Regions from separate parts of the Homo sapiens genome. Here region 2 is linked to region 1. The links are chromatin loops, found by intact Hi-C in ENCODE. Cell type or tissue: Caco-2. All regions are shown on one strand. Each heading gives the region's core, and the rest is flanking DNA. Links, peaks and the distances in the headings are about the cores only.

Region 1 (8,342 bases), core at 265-8,264:
AGTGCACTAAGTGCTTTGAAGTACCTAGAGAGCCTGCAGGGAGTGGCACTAGGTAACAGGGAGGTCATGCTTCTCCTGTTTATCATCTTGGCCATTAACTAGAGCAAAGCTCTTTGTGGGAAACATGCAAATTGCTGAAAATGGAGTTGAATTTCCTTCATCTCTCTTTAACTGGAAATATAATTGCAACTCCTTGCACATTGCATGAATTTTTTTAAATCCTGTCACGCTTTGTTGGCTCACTGCTTTTCATCTTAATGTTTATTAAAACAGCCCAAGTTCCCTTTGATGCTGAAAGCCCAAGTATGTGATTGGAGACCATTGCCAAATTACAATGTATTTTTTACTTGATACTGAGTTTTTTGACTGTTCATTTTTAACTTTTCTCTTAATAACTTGAGAGTTGGAGAGTGAGGGTAGGAAAAAGGAAAAAAGTCAGAAACAGTGACTGGCCAGTTTGAAACCCTTTCCTGGACTCAGGAACCTGATAGTTATTTCCAAAACACCACCACAGACATCTCACATGTTTTCGTATGAGACTCTGTTCTTATACCCCTGACTAGTGGCAGATGGAATGAGCCATGATGCGTGGTCCATGGATGGATGAAAAGATATGTTACATTTTCCTAATGGAATGATCAAGGACCTAACACAGGCACTGCATTAGTCAGGATTCTCCAGAGAAACAACCAATAGGATATGAATAGATATAGAAGAGGAGATTTATTATGACTAACTATTATATAGGAGGCCAAAATGTCCCCTGATAGGCTTAAGAACTAGGAACACAGGGGAAGCCTAAGGCTGGGGGCAACTGAAAAGCATTAGCTCCAATGTCCAAGGGCAGAGAAGATAGATGTCCCAGCTTGAGAAGAGAGAGAGAATTCACCCTTTTTCCACCTTTATGTTCTGTATGGACCCTCAGCATATTGGAAGCTGCCCTAATGCTTGTGCACACTGGTAAAGGTAGTTCTTCTTTACTCAGACTACCGATTCAAATGCTAATCTATTCCGGAACACCGTCACAGAGACAAGTAGGAATAACATTTTGCCAGCTACCTAGGCATCCCTTAACTCAGTTAAGTTGCCATATAAAATTAACCATCACAAATCTACCGCTTGTCAGCATGGTACTCACAAACACTTCTTTTTAAATCATACTTTATCTCTAAATAAAAATAATAGAAATTTATAATTCCATCTAACATGATACAACCATCCGCCATACGATTGAAAATGTACTAATTCCTTCCCCAAAAAAGAAGGTGAAATCTTTGTCTGATCTTTTCTCTTGATACACCATAACTTCAATATTATGATGTGAAATTAACAATGCTTAAATATTTATATAAAGTCAAAACATATTATGTGATAAGGGAATAAGAGAGGAAATAAATTGAAGAGATTTGCTTAATATATGTACGTGTGTGTGTGTGTGTATAAATTCATAACTAATAAGAAAGAAATACTCATGTCAGTGACAGTCCTCCTTTCTGTAAATGGCCATGGCTGGTATTTATAGCTACCTTCTTCTACTATGCATTCTGTTCCCTTTGCCTTCAGCAAGCACCTTAACCTGTCATGCATTTTTATGTGGTAGGTTGACCCAAATCTTTATGCCTGAAGGGTCTGGGCTATTCGTACTTCTGTCTGGAATGTGTTGTAGTCTTCAATTCACTTTAATCACAGGGCATGGTAATACTAAACTAAGAGATCTTCTATATTCCAGACATATTCTTTCTTACCCTGACTGTGGATGAGTGCTACAATTTGCCCTGGTTAGTCTGGATCAATCAGCCCAGCCAACACTGTAACTCCCTTCTCAGTCTATTCACTCATAGGCACATTTAACCCTTTAGAGTAGTGGGTGAGATGATTCTAATTTGATCTAACTAACTTTGCAATAAAGCAGAGATGGGTGCTCCAGTTTTCCTGAAAAGGTAGTTTTGCATTTGAGTCTAATTTACAATAAGCGGGATGATGCCCAGGAAGAAATACTACCTGGATGGTTTCCAAAAATGTTCTATATGAGGGGATTGTGAGTGAGAAGTGTATTAGTTTCCTGTGGCTGCTGTAACACATTATCACAAACTTGGTTGCATAAAGCAACAGAAATTTGTTTTTTCACAGTTTTAGCATCCAGAAGTTCAAATTGGGCCTCACACCTGTAATCCCAGCACTTTGGGAGCTGAGGCGGGAGGATGTCTTGAGCCCAGGAGTTTAACACCAGCCTGAGAAACACAGTGAGACTTTGTCTCTACAAAAAAATAAAAAATAAAACAAAATTAGCTGGGTGTGGTGGTGTGTACTTGTAGTCCAAACTACTTGGGAGGCTCAGGAGGGAGGATCGCTTGAGCCTGGGAGGTCGAGGCTGCAGTGAGCCATGATCACACCACTGCACTGCAGCCTCGGCAAACAGAGTGAGACCCTGTCTCAAAAAAAAAAAAAAGTCTGAAATCAGTTCCATTGGGCCAAAATCAAGGTGTGAGCAGACTCATACTCCCCCTGAAGGCTCTAGGGGGGAATCTCATCTCCTTTCTTCTTCCAGCTGCTGGTGGCTACCTACATTCCTTGGCCATATAACTCCAGTCTCTGCCCATGGTCACATTGCCTTCGCTGTGGTCTCTTTGTGTCAACTGTTTCTCTGCTCTCCTCTTATAAAGATACATGTGTTTATATTTAGGGCCCTACCAAATAATGCAGAATAATCTTCCTATCTCAAGATCCTTAACTTACTTGTGTCTGCACAGACTCTTTTTAAAAATCAGGTAACACTTACAGGCTCCAGGGATTAAGAACTGATAGATTTGAGGGCCATTATTCAGCCTATTACAAAAAGTTTCACATCACTTCATTCCAAAGCCTAAGCCTTGCTCTACTGCACTTCAATATTTTCCTCATTGGTGCTGTATTCTAGTTGTTATTATATCATAGAAAGAAAAAAAGTTTTTGAAAAATTAGAGGACAAACTCATTAAATGGAAGAATTGTAACAAGAAAGAAAGGAGAGATAGTAACAAAGTTTTGCTGAAATATACCTCCTCCCTATTCCGTGCCGTCAATTGTAGCATCCCGCTCTGTTGAATGTCTTCCTTTGAAAGCTTCTCTAAGTTTTTACTTTGAAATGTAGATTTGGTTACCCATTCAGAAATTGCCATCTCACATGTTTAATCAAGACCTTGTCTGTCATTGTTGCCCACTACAAAGTTTTATTTAACCCTGGAGTGAATTTACTGTTCTACTCCTGCTGTGGGCCCCGTGAGGTGGTGTGTGGACCTGAGATGAAAACCACTTGATGTGTGGTTGGAGGGTAATAGACTTCTCTCACCCAGACTGATAAGTCATTACAGGCCCTTACATCCAATAAATCTGAGCTGATTCCCAGCTTGCACTTAGTGTGGCGGAGGGGAGAGAGGACTGAGGGAGGACAGAGTCTTTTCTAAAATGCTGTTCAACGTTGTACAGAGTACTTGGTAACAGATGAGCTCATCGGCAGGGGTTGGAGAATGGTTGTTGAAGTGGTGGCACATTTGGTGGCAAAGGTGGTACCACATGTAATGTCTGCTGCAGACATAACAGAGGAATTCTCGGATTTGGGGAAAACTTGCAAATGAAAATAGTAAAGTTTATCTCCTGCAGAGTTATTGGAAGAGAACAAGAGGGAGGCACTAAGACTCAGATTAAGAGGAGAAAATGTTCCAAATGCTTTGGCAAGGGGATCTTACATATTGGCAGATTTTGACCCTTTTCAGAGTCATGCAATGCTTCTTAAGCTGGAGTCTATAGATAGACACTGAGAGCTCCACAAATTCTCAATTAGAGAAACACTGGCTTTAAAAATAGTGTCAACTCTTAGCCTGATATCTCAATGTCTCCCAAATCTAGCTCCATCTGCCCCTCTTAGTCTACTTTTCTCGCCTCCAGTTTTCCAATTTGGGCTACTCAGCATTCCACAAGACATCTCATATTTGGTACTTTGCACAGATCATATTCCTGCTTTAAAATGTCACCTACCTTTTCTCCTCTTTTCCCTCCCCCACCCCCAGTATGTCCGCTGCCAAAAGTTCCAAGCCCTGCTCTGGTTCTGCCAGTTTCTTGGTGCTCAACTCTCTCTCCTGATTTCTGTAGCACTTAAGCTTGGAAAAGGGCCTTCTGGGGTACCCCACTGCTCCGTATCACTTTTATTTTCTATTTGTTTAATGTTTAAGATTTTGTCTCTGTTTCTCCTGTCACATATTTCTCAAAAACTGCATGCTTACTGTAAATACATAGAGTAACTTCATTTCCATTTTTGGAAGTTGAAAAGCCCTGCCACTAAGACAGGGCTCTGGGGAGCTTGCCCTCCACCCATCCACTATTCCAATACCATTCAAGGTGCAGTGCTGGTCCTGTCCCACCTATTCCAACTAAAACCACATGTCATCAGTGAATTATTGTGGGCAATGCAAAAAGGGAAGGTGGAGCAGAGCAGCGATGGTGAAGAGAGAGAATCTGTAAGAAAATAGGGAGGGTCAAGGGCCACTGAGAAACCTGTGATGGTAGGTAACAGAGAAAGACTTCCAAGCAGGAAAACGAGGGGAAAACGAGGGATGTTCCATTTGATATTATTGTTTACATTGTTGCAAGTAGAACATCCCCCAACTCAGAGTCAAACCTTCTGTTAAGTCAGTATCACACATGTGATGTATGAGTCTATTTTCGTGCAGAAATTAAAGGAAAAAACTGGTTTTCATATTTGAATCAATCAAAGTGAAGCAATTATCGTGAGTAGAAGCCAGAAGCTTTCTACAAAAGTAAAGATGAAATAGTAAGCACTGAAAATATTTGGAGAAATGTGGGTTTGTGGCATAAGGTTGCAGCCAGTCTTCTCTACATCTCATGGGGAAAGGAGATGCCGGGTGGCATTTTAAGGAGTTCAAAGGATTTGGGGACTAATCAAAGAAAAAAATATGACCACAAGGTGGCAGTGGTACACACAGGCTGTGTTAGGCACTTTGACAGGTTTGCAGGCAGAGAGGTTCCTTGCTGTGGAAGTCTGTCCTGAGGGTAAGCGCAGAGGTCCCAGTTCAGAAAGGAAAAAGGGCAGAGATCATCAGAGATTGTGTATCTAGGTGATGTCACTGGGCAGCACAGCAGGGGATCTCTGTGTCTGAGTGCTCAGAAGGGTAGCAGCAGCTTGAGATCTTTACACCCAGAGCTTATGTTATCTGTGGCTACAGGTGTTGGGCACAGATTTGTGAAGTGTGCAAAGCAAGCAAACTCCAATTCACTGAAAATCTGCTTATTTGGGCAATATTTAAGATAATTAGATGTGTAAAAATTTGAGATTGATGCCAGCAGGCTTTTGGGCTAATGGGTCTCAGCCTATGGTGAAGAAACACAGAACCCAAGTGCCAGTGTGCAGGCGCTCTCTGGTTTGTTCATAAAACAAACCTCTCTCTCTCTCTGTCACACACACACACACACACACACACACACACACACACACACTTATAGGATTGGGGTCATATCACATATGTTGTTTTATAACATTTGCAATAATATCTTAATCATTTTTCAATGTCATTACAGATTCTTCTGAAACATTCTTTTTTAATGGCTGCATATTGTTCCATCATGAGCTTCTCTCATGATTAACTAATCCTCTATTTCTGATATTTTCTAACAGATAGTCCAGTATTTCTAATATTGACCTACGGGTATGTAGTGATGGAGTCTGGGGCTTTTTGCTTCCAAACCTGTTTTGGATTCTTGGCTTTACTAAGCAACTGTTTAGCTGGGGAATCACCAAATGATTTTTGAAAATAATGTTAGGAAAAAGACATTTCATTCAAATTCTAAAATATTTAATTATGGCTTGATTTATTTAGTATTTATTTATTTAGCAACATGATGTATGGCCTAAGCTTATAGATTGGTTTTAGTCAAAAAACAACTGTGCTCATCAAATAAGCCCATTATGCAAAGCACACTCCATCATATTGGGTCCCTGAAGAATCCTAGTTTTGAGGTAAAGAACAGACCCCCATCTGGCTACATGTTACCCATCTGCAACAAATCACCGTGACACAAAACATTTAAAGAGGCAGTAGTTGTATTAGGAATGGCATTTCCCCATTTTGAAAGATGTAAGTAAAAACACTGTTTAACATCTGAAGTTCATTTGCAAGAAGAGTAGATGAGCTAGAGAAGGTGGCAGAATGACAGTGTGACTCCCACTTTCTTCATTGTGTGTCTGTATGCGTGTGTGGGGTGAAATAGAGGGCTTATACATGGCAAGATATGCTGCAGGAACAACACCTGATCAAACAACCTGAGTCCTGTACTCTCAATGCAGTTGCAGTGGTGATTCTCAGAGCTCTTCCCCCTCAGTGACCATTTGTGTATTAGACGCTGCTTAAACCTAAGGGGAAATAAGGAGCAAGAGAACAAGATGAGGTTCAAATGGTCTATGCCAGACAACTTACAAAACACATTTCTCTACATAATTCAGTGGAATCACCCCAAATAATACTGCAAATTGTATGTCTCCAATGTTCAGATTAGATTAGGTTACTAAGCCTTACAAATATCTTAGTGACTTTCTCAAGATCCTGGCTGAACCCTATTTGAACTTAGATCTGAAACTTCAAAATCTGTGCTACTTCTAAAAGATTATACAGACAATTTGTCAATTAGGGAAGTCCGTTAAAACTACTGTGTACATGAACATTTGACCTTGATTCGTTTCTATTAGGTCTGTCCATATCCCTTCCCTTACTGTTTTTTTTCTTTTTGTTGTTGTTCTTGTTTCTCCTTTGGTGTTTGCACTTCTATCCCTGTGTGATGGGAAGCCCCTTCATTCTGCCTTTTGTCTGTCCTGGGAAGGTCATCAGATAGGTATTGGAACTTGAAATATTTCAGCTTTTTCTTCTATCATCCATATCAAGATACCTGTATCCCATATTCCTAAGCCATCCATCCTGTACCATCTAAGATGTTAGGGCAAAGTGGCTTTTGATATACACTCTATCTCAGCACAGAACACAGTGGTCAAGAGGAGTTAGCTGTACCTGAATTCTACTCTGGGCTCTCCAACTTACTAGCCATTTCACTCTTGGCAGTTCAATTCTCTCTTAGTGTCTCATTTTCCTCCATTGCAAAATAAGGTGATAATAGCGTCTACCTCCTAGGGCTGTGTAAGGGTTAAATGATGCACTGTGTATAACTTGCTTAGGAAAATGCATAGCACATAGTCATCAAAAAATAACTGTTATAAAAATAATATTTATACATGTATAAATATTATAAAATAATATTTATACATGTATAAATATAAATATTTATACATGTATAAATATAAATATTTATACATGTATAAATATTATAAAAATAATATTTATACATGTATAAATATTATAAAAATAATATTTATACTTGTATAAATATTATAAAAATAATATTTATACTTGTATAAATATTATAAAAATAATATTTATACTTGTATAAATATTATAAAATAATATTTATACATGTATAAATATTATAAAAATAATATTTATAAATTAATTATTTTTATTATATGCTGAAACCACCTGTGTCTTAGGCCATCACTCTAATAGACTTCATTGACTATGAAATGCTTACTCATCACTAGTTACAAGCATGTGTACCGAATGGCTGGAGACAATGAGGAAAGGAGTGCTAGGTAGTTTAAGGACTTTACCTTCTGCCAGCTAAGGACCTACTTTGGAACCATAAGAAATAAATACAACTTTTTTTGCTGTTTTCTTACTGTATCTGGCTCCCTGATAAGAACTTATCAAGCCCTCTTTTCAAAAAGCCTCAATGCCACAAAGTCCTCCCCACCTTCTCAAAAAGGAAATCTACAAGTATTCATTGAAGGCCTCTTCGGTGTTTAGCCTTGTGCCGGGTCTAGGGAATGGAGGTGGGCTTCTAAGATGGCATAGGTTTTGGGTTTCTCAACTTACCTACAGACTTTTTGCATCATTTTTTCCTTTTTTTTTTTTCTTTTTTAGATAGGATCTCACTCTGTTGCTAAGGCTGGAGTACAGTGGTGCAATCACGGTTCACTGTAGTCTTGATTGCCTGGGCTCAAGTGATCCTCCCTGCTCAGCCTCCCTAGTAGCTGGGACCACAGATATGTGCCACCATGCCTGGCTAGTTTTTCTTTCTTTATTTTGTAAAACAGAGATCTCACTATGTTGCCCAGGCTGGTCTCGCATTCCTGGGCTCAAGCGATCCTCCTGCCTTGGCGTCCCAAATTTCTGGGATTACAGGCATGAGCCACTGCACTTGGCTTTTTTTTTTTCCTTAATCATGCTCTTTGTGGAGTTGTCCCTT
Region 2 (8,342 bases), core at 315-8,314, 73 kb after region 1:
GGAAAATCTTGAGTTATTTCATGGGAAATTTCAGGCATCTAGCTAGCCCTGAGAAGTAAGTGAGCAACTTGTCAAGCAAGAAGGTAATAGTAGCTTAAAACAGTATCCCAGAAAGAATCATGGGATGTTTGGTTCCCTACAGGAACTAAAGATAGCATTTTTTTTTTTTTTTTGAGACAGGGTCTCACTCTAAAGATAACGTCTTAACATATGTCCCTGAGTTGTTTTTCAGAAATCCAGATCCCCACCAAATGGATCCGCTGGCACATAGACCTCAGATAAAGAGGAACTGAGGACTGAATTCTGACTGCTGTTCTTTGTTCTGAATTTCTTCCTGAGGGGCCTGGAGGTCAGATGTAATATTCTGCTGATCCCAAGCTTTTAGAGAAAGCTTCGCCTCCTAAACCAATTGCAAATTAGAAAAATTTTGGATGCACCTATGTCTTATGAGCCCCTGCCTCAAGATGTCCCACTTTTTTAGGTCAAACCAATGCCTATCCTTCATGTATTTGACTTATGACTTTGCCTGTAATGTCTGCCTCCCCACCTTTAAAAACCCTTACCTGTAAGTCATTGGGAAGTTGGAGTCTTCAGCGTTAGCTGCTCACCTCTTCTTGCTTGGTGCCTTGCCATAAATGCCTCACTTTCTCTCACTGCAGTCCCTATGTCAGTGTTTGGCTTTGCCGCACTGAGTGAGCAGACCCCAGCTTGGTTTGATAACACCAGCAAGAGAGTATTTGAGGATGTCTTGGAAGCCCTAAAATGAGGAGCAACAAGAACTGTTAACAGATGAAAAAAGCAGAAAATGGAGTGAAGGAAAGAAGACGTAATGAAGCTGGCTATCTGGAGATGGAACATTCAGTTTCTCAGTTGCAAGTCTCTGAAATACCCTGTGTGTAGCTGAGATATTTTCCCAAAGTTCCACAATGCATATGAGCAATGAGGCCATACAAGCTTGTCCAACCCACCTTATTTTGTTGTTGTTCTGCTTTGTTTTGTTTGTTTTAGGCTTTCAGCAGCCCAAAGCCATGGTTTTTAGTTTCTGTCTCTAGTGATTAAGTGGAAATGAGAGATGCGAAAGGGGCTTTACTGGCCTAACCAGAAACAGAAACTAAGGACCCATGACTGTATTCTCTCCCTTGGACAACCTTGTATGGAGTAACAAAGGGCCATTGGATCATTCCTCAGGTGCCCCATCAAGATTAACTACCGTTGACAATGCCTCATAATGATAAGTGGAAAAGAGAGATGAAAAGGGGCTTTACTGGCCTAACCAGAAACAGAAACTAAGGACCCATGACTGTATTCTCTCTCTTGGACAACCTTGTATGGAGTAAGGAAGGGCCACGGGATCATCCCTTGTGTGCCCCATTAAGATTAACTACCACTGACAATGCCTTATTCTCCAGCAGCTCAGGTCTTTGATGCTAGGTGCCAGTGCTGAATGGATGTGAAAGTTCTCTGTGCACTTTGACTTACGGCCCAAGTGTCCTTCCTCCAACAGCCTTCCTCAGAACTTTACGCTGATATTTAGTCACAAGCAAGTGAACATTCCTGAAGGACATCAGAATGACTTCTATGTATTTTTTTGTGTTATATTATTTGGGACTGTCAAATCATAATTGAATATATTTATGGAGTATAAGTAATGTTTTGATACATTCATACATTGTGGGATGATCAAATCGAGCTAGTCAATGTATCTGTCACCTCAAATATTCGTCAAATTTTTTGTGAGAACACTTAAAATCCTCTCTTTTAGCTATTTTGAAACAGGCAGTACATTATTACTTATTGTAATCACCATGCTGTGCAGTAGACCACCAGAAGTCATTCGTCCTAACTGAAACTTCACACTCTTTCACCAAAGTCTCCCCTTTACCCACCCATGGACCCTCCCCAAGAATGAACAATTTGGAGTAGAAGATAGATTTCACGATATTACGTAAAATACATTCCTACATTCTCCTTTCAAAAAGAAGCAAGAAATAAAAAAATCAAAAACATCAAAGCTAAAGCAGCCCTAAGTGTAACTTGAAACTGCCTGAAGGAGGGCAGGGGAGGGATCACATAATTGCAGTGAGAAGTTCTGTTTTGCCAAATACTTGAGTGGAAAAATTATTGTTCCAAAGACCCAGTAAGTGTGACAACTTACTTGTCAAAACATTAATTCACATTTTGCTTTGATGGAGAGAATTTAGATTTTAAAATATATCTGCAGGGGTACTTAAAGCAGTCACATCTCATGTTTAGTATAGTTGTCATTAACAATTTCAAAGTTTTGGGGGCTAGAGGTCTTTCCCCCAATTAATGAGACTAAGTCCAAAAGGCTTCTGACCCTCTATGTTCTTTATATTTGATGATGCTGCCTTGTTAGGTTTTTGTCACTTTTGCCCCGTGCAATCTTTTAGCTCTAACACAAGTGTTTCTTACTTATAAAAATAGTAGGAAGCTTGAGGTACGTAGACAAAATGTGACAGTAGTGATATTAGTGCAGCGGGTTACAGTCCTATCCACATAGAAAATGAAAATTTTACGTCCTAAGCAAGAAGTTGGCAGCATGCAACTGTAAGAGGCACCACAGATTCCCCATAGATGCACCTGGTTAAAAGACAGCCTCCTCCTTAACAATACCAGAAGAAAGCTATAGAACTTGTGAGTTTATAAAAATTTAAAAAGATTAGTTAAGATCTGAACCCGTAATATGAAATGAGTTTTATTTAAATTCCTAAAGACAAACAAGTACAAATGTAAGAATACAACAACTTATCAATAAGGCAGTTTCACAGCAGTATATTTCTGAAGCTGCTCACCAGTCACTTCTTCCTAAGTCATCACTGGAACACTTAGAGGACGGTGTTGAGGGTTTTTCCCTGTCAGAGGCCTGAGCTGTCTCTTACTCTTTATTTGTCCTCACTCATTTCAGCTGGTGTCCATTGTTATTTTTCACTTTCGCCCAAGTCACTTCCTATTAATCCAGTTGTATTTGTCTGTCTGTAGTTGATCAACAGAGCTGAGATATTTTGCCTTAACCACACAATCTTCATTAACTGCATTAGTGTTGTTCTTCATTTGTTTCTCATTCATTATTTCTCATCCTGAAAATATTTATGGAATACTTACTCTATGGCAGAGTTTGTTACTCTCATCACAACTGACGTTTGGGGCTGAGTAATTCTTTGTTGTGGAAGATTGTCCTGTGCATTGTGGGATGTGTAGCATCATCCCTCGCCTCTACCCACTAGATGCAAGTAACACCTCTCCCCCCAGCTGTCACAACCGAAAATGCCTCCAGACATTGCCAGATATCCTCTGGAAGGCAAAATCACCCTTGGTTGAGAACCACTGCTCTCTGTCAATCACGGTTCTAGAAGCTATGGATACAGAAATGAAGAAAATCTTGAAACTGTAAATGCATGCAATATAACATGTTGACATAAGAAAATCTCCTTAGTTACTAGCCTATGTGCCCTGTTTGAAATAAATGATCTATATAAAATCCACTGCAGGCTGGGAGGGTATTTATAGACCCACAAGGCTGTAGGTGGCAGCAAAAGGCATTTTCTGGGTTGAATTCTCCCTGGAAGGGTCCTCTTATCTACACTCAAAGCATTTTTCTCCCCAGTCATTCATCCAACAAATATTTATTGAGAGTCCACTGGTTACCAGGCATGTTATGCTTGTTTCCCCTTCTCCCTTTGATTAGCTTTCTCCATGACCTCCAGAACTAGCCACTAGCCACTGTTGGGGGTTTTAAAAGCTATTCATTTGCAGTACCATGCTGCCTCCCCAAAGCATTTCTATTTAACTGCCATGTGCCTACTCCATATGGAATACACAGGAGGTCTGGAAATTCACGATTCAATTAACAGGAATTTAATTAGTGCCTACTCTTTGTGAGGTAGATTAAGAAGAATATGGTATGTGTCCTTCACTTGACCATGAGCCATTCTGGAAGTTGGGACATCTTGTTTCAGAAGCCCTGGGAGCGTTTTCCTAGCAGATCAAAGTCTACCAGAGAGAACTGTTCAGGGTGGTTCCCACAAAGGTTTATAGTATCCATCATCAGCAATCTAATGTGTATATGACTTTACAGAAAAGGTTTCATTTTTCTTTTAAAAATTCTCCATTTGCCGCACACACACTGGTAACTTGGTCATAGTTGCTGGGGTGGATTATAGATGTCTAAAGATGTCTCGTGTAATATTTTTACCACTTCTGCCATTGAGCAGTGGAGTCTATTTCCCCTCTTCTGGAGTCTCCTAGCTTTGACCCATAGAATGTGGCAGGAGTATACTCTGTAACTTCCATGGCCATGCTGTAGGAGATCTGCGGTGGCTGCTTCCAGCCATTTGCAGTACTTTCTCTTGGAATATCATTGCAATGCTGTGAAAACCTCAAGCCATGCAGAGGAGCACTGAGGTGCTCCAATGGACAGCCCTAGCTGTCTCTTCAAACAGCAGGGAGCCTTCACTGGCAGCCATGGAGGTGAGACTATTTTGAATTTTCCAGTTGTTCTGCAGCCCTAGCCAATAACACGTGGAGCATAGATTAGCTGTCCCTGGCGAACTCTGCCAAAATTGCAGAATTGTGAGCAAATACATGATGTTTTTTGTTTTAAGCCACAGTTGTTTCTTGGATTGTTACTCATCAATCGATTCAATAGACAACAAAGACAGTTACTTCTCAAAATTTCTTCCCTCTGAACTCTCTCCAACTTTCTGCTGATTAGGAAGTCCAGTCCCTAATGGCCTAGTTGACTGTCCCTGGCATGGGCTTTCAATTTAGCTTCTCCATCCATTTTTTTCTCTATCCGTGATGAATTGTCTTGCCTTTGGGGAAGAAATAGACCATTCCCCAAAACTTACCCACTTACTCTTTCTTGCTCTTACTTGAGTCTAGATTTGGACCACGAGACTCTCACTTTAACTGGTTAACCAAGAAGATTGATCATTTTCTAGTTATAGATTCAATTTATACTATCGTTTTCTGAAGTAGGAAGTCCCCTCTGGTTTTTTTTTTTTTTTTTTTTTTTTTTTTTTTTGAGACAGAGTCTTCCTCTGTCACCCAGGCTGGACTGCAGTGGCACAATCTCGGCTCACTGCAACCTCTGCCTACCAGGTTCAAGTGATTCTCCTGCCTCAGCCTCCCGAGTAACTGGGATTACAGGTTCCCACCAAAGTAACTGGGATTACAGGTTTCCACCACCACGCCCTGCTAATTTTTGTATTTTGTATTTTATTTATTTATTTATTTATTTATTTATTTATTTATTTATTTATTTTGAGATAGAGACTCCCTCTATCACCCAGGCTGGAGTGCAGTGGTGCAATCTCAGCTCACTGCAATCTCCGCCTCCTGGGTTCAAGCGATTCTCCTGTCTCAGCCTCCCAAGTAGCTGGGATTACAGGCACACACCATCATGCCTGGCTAATTTTTGTATTTTTAGTAGAGATGGGATTTCACTATGTTGGTCAGGCTGGTCTTGAACTCCTGACTTCAGGTGATCCACCGGCCTTGGCTTCCCAAAGTGCTGGGATAACAGGTGTGAGCCACCATGCCCAGCCTAATTTTTGTATTTTTCGTACAGTTGGGGTTTCACCATGTTAGCCAGGCTGGTTTTGAACTCCTGACCTCAAGTGATCCACCAACTCGGCCTCCCAAAGTGCTGGGATTACAGCCTTCTTTTGAATCACAGGGATGTTAATCAGTGTGCAGTAAAGACTGAACATAAAAATGGCGAATGGATATAAATGCTGTTGTTGGGAACTATGGTCCTAGCTGAGGGGCACCAAGATTAGAAGAAAACACTCACCACCCACGATGAACTCCAACAGGACTCCCTGTCAGATTTTCCAACAAAATGCCCCTTGTAAATCACTTTTAGGGGCCTTTGAATCCCTAAATTTCAGCAAAGTCCTGTTGAGATGCTGTATATGCTTTTCTTATATGAAATATTTAATGGTCCATCTCAGCCCCTTGTAGCAGGCTAATGCATTTCCTCTCCTGTTTTATCAGCAGTGTTTTGTGTTAGTCATTTATACCACGGGGTGGACTTCTCAGCCCCTACCTCCCTGCACCCACCCACCCAATCTTGTTATGATGTTCATTTGTCACATGCAGTACTGTGGTTCCTTAGAGAAACACAATTGATATGCCATCAAATTGCTCCTGACAGAGTGGTTTTAAAAGCTTTTAGAGCGGATGTACAGGGGAAAGTTTTGTCTTCACGGAGTCAGTGTGGCTCATCTGTCTTTATTAAATGTCTAACAGTTACACTGAACAAGAATGACATTTTAAATAAGAGTAAGTACTGCTTAACTTTTTAATGTCATTTTTTTAGAGCCAAGGATTTGAATTTTTTTGGTAAATGTACATAGCTCAGTTTATAATATAGGCTTTCATTTTTTTCTCCACTCTTTCCTCCATTGCAAATATCTAAATGTCTCTATTTTCAGTTGAGTTGGTAGAATCTGTCTCTCTTGAGATGTTCGGGGATTTCTTTTTAAAGGCATTGGCAGATTTCTTTCTGTACAGGCTTAAAGTTAGCCAGTCTTGTCTGGATTCAGGGGGTTACAAAAGTAGCATCAGCAGCAAAGACTGCTGAGTACAGGGAAGTTGGGAAACATCATGTGAAAGACAAGGAACTGGATATTTACAAGTCAACAGTCAGGTGGGCAATAGAATCCCAAAGAATACAAAGGCTAAATGATCACTGATCCAGCTGGCATGTTCCAGTCCTTGCAAATAGCTGCCTAAAGGCCTCTAGGCCTGCAGGGGCAAACTGAGGCAGGAGCTCATGTGCACTGTGGGGCAATGCACCCGAGAGAGCAGAGGAGCAGCACCAGAAGCAAAGTATGGGCCTTACCACCAAGGCCACCTGTCCCAGCTGCAGGCCTTTATTTTAAGAGATTTGATTCTGGACGAGCATAGTTTTCCCAAGCTCTTTGCTGAATTTCAGTTTTATTTCTCTGAGGCTTTGAAAGTTTATGAACGTATGCCATATAGAGTGTAGTTTTCCTTAGGTTCCATAAGGAAAACTGTCTTCCTCTTCAAAATAAAACCAAACTCTCCTAGGCTTGGCACTGGAAAGAGCATCTCCGGATGAGAAGAGAAGGTTGAACCACTGGACTCCTCTGTGCCCTAAATCAACTTCAGGCTGCAGATCATCTTCTTTATTGCTGCCTTGTGTGCTCCACTCCTCTGTTCAGTGGATGGAAATCTCTTTCACCTGATGTGTCATTAGCACTGCTGACCAAACTGGAATTTACCAAATTAAAAAAACAAAACTCAGAAAAGCTTCAACCTTCTGACTTATTTTGTTATTTTTTTTTTTTTTTTTTTTTTAAGACAAGTTATTTCTCTATCATCCAGGCTGGAGTGCAGTGGCGTGATTTGATCATAGCTCACTGCAGCTTCAAATGCTTGAGCTTAAGGAATTCTCCTGACTCAACCTCCTGAGTGGCTGTGACTACAGGTGCATGCCAGTGTATCCAGCTAATTTTTAAAAGTGTTTTTTGTAGAGACAGGGTCTTTTACTTTGTTGCGCAGGCTGGTCTTGAACTCCTGGCCTCAAACAATCCTTTCCACTCAGCTTCCCAAAGTTCTGGGATGACTTATAAAATACATGTTTTTGATCCTGTTATGAGAAGTCTGTAGAAACGCTACCTCTAGAAAATGTACTGTTCACACTCCAAGATATTTCTCTATAGATGGACATGTACATACACATGCGCACACACACATCATATCCATTTAACAGGGCTCAGCCCAAATGTCACCTTCTCTGTTCACTACAGCCAATTACAGTTTCTTCTTTCTCTATGTCAGGGCTTTTCTAATAATATGTCCCCAGCCCTTGTAGTGCTCCAGGCATTAGGCCATAGAAATACCCCTTAATATGCACCATTTGTGTAGCATACTTACGTAACTGTAGGCCTAGCAGCATTAACTAAGGAGATTGCCTGTGTAGACACTGAAATTTCCAACTGCTAGTTCCTTTCCAAGTCATGTTGATTAGGTTTCTTAAAGAGGATCTTCAACTCTAGATTCAGGGAATACTCGATTAGAATGGATCACACACACACACACACACACACACACACACACACACACACAGTGTATTCACTTTCTGAAAGTTTATTAGACAATGACCCAAGATGCAAATGTTTAGTTACAATTTTAAGCCACATTCAAGATCTTGTTTAAACACAAAAAACACATGCCTGAAGAATGAAGAGTGAACGCCAAAGCATCCACCCTAGGCCTGTTCATTATCTCCTGCACCTCCACCTGCATCTGTTGGCTTCTTGGGTCTTGTGCTGGTCATCCCCAGGCTCCAG

The links. A loop is a pair of places that touch in the nucleus more often than their neighbours do. Peaks named below come from ENCODE experiments on the same cell type or tissue, not always from the same donor. Only the 100,000 strongest peaks of a DNase experiment are listed, where the experiment ranks them.
Region 2: a loop joins it to region 1, with 3 times the contacts of the local background. A loop is called at or near these places in 2 of 110 quality-filtered maps.

The regions. Positions count from the first base shown.
Region 1 is chr2:80,068,283-80,076,624 of GRCh38, forward strand. All of the region lies in intron 7 of CTNNA2 (catenin alpha 2), which reads left to right. Among named protein-coding and RNA genes, the nearest start is that of MIR8080, 210 kb to the left of the region's middle. In Caco-2, for the core only: a CTCF peak has its summit at 4,942 (motif pointing right); a DNase peak (open chromatin) is centred at 5,029.
Region 2 is chr2:80,141,699-80,150,040 of GRCh38, forward strand. All of the region lies in intron 7 of CTNNA2 (catenin alpha 2), which reads left to right. Among named protein-coding and RNA genes, the nearest start is that of LRRTM1, 160 kb to the right of the region's middle. In Caco-2, for the core only: no CTCF peak of the experiment used is centred there; a DNase peak (open chromatin) is centred at 3,573.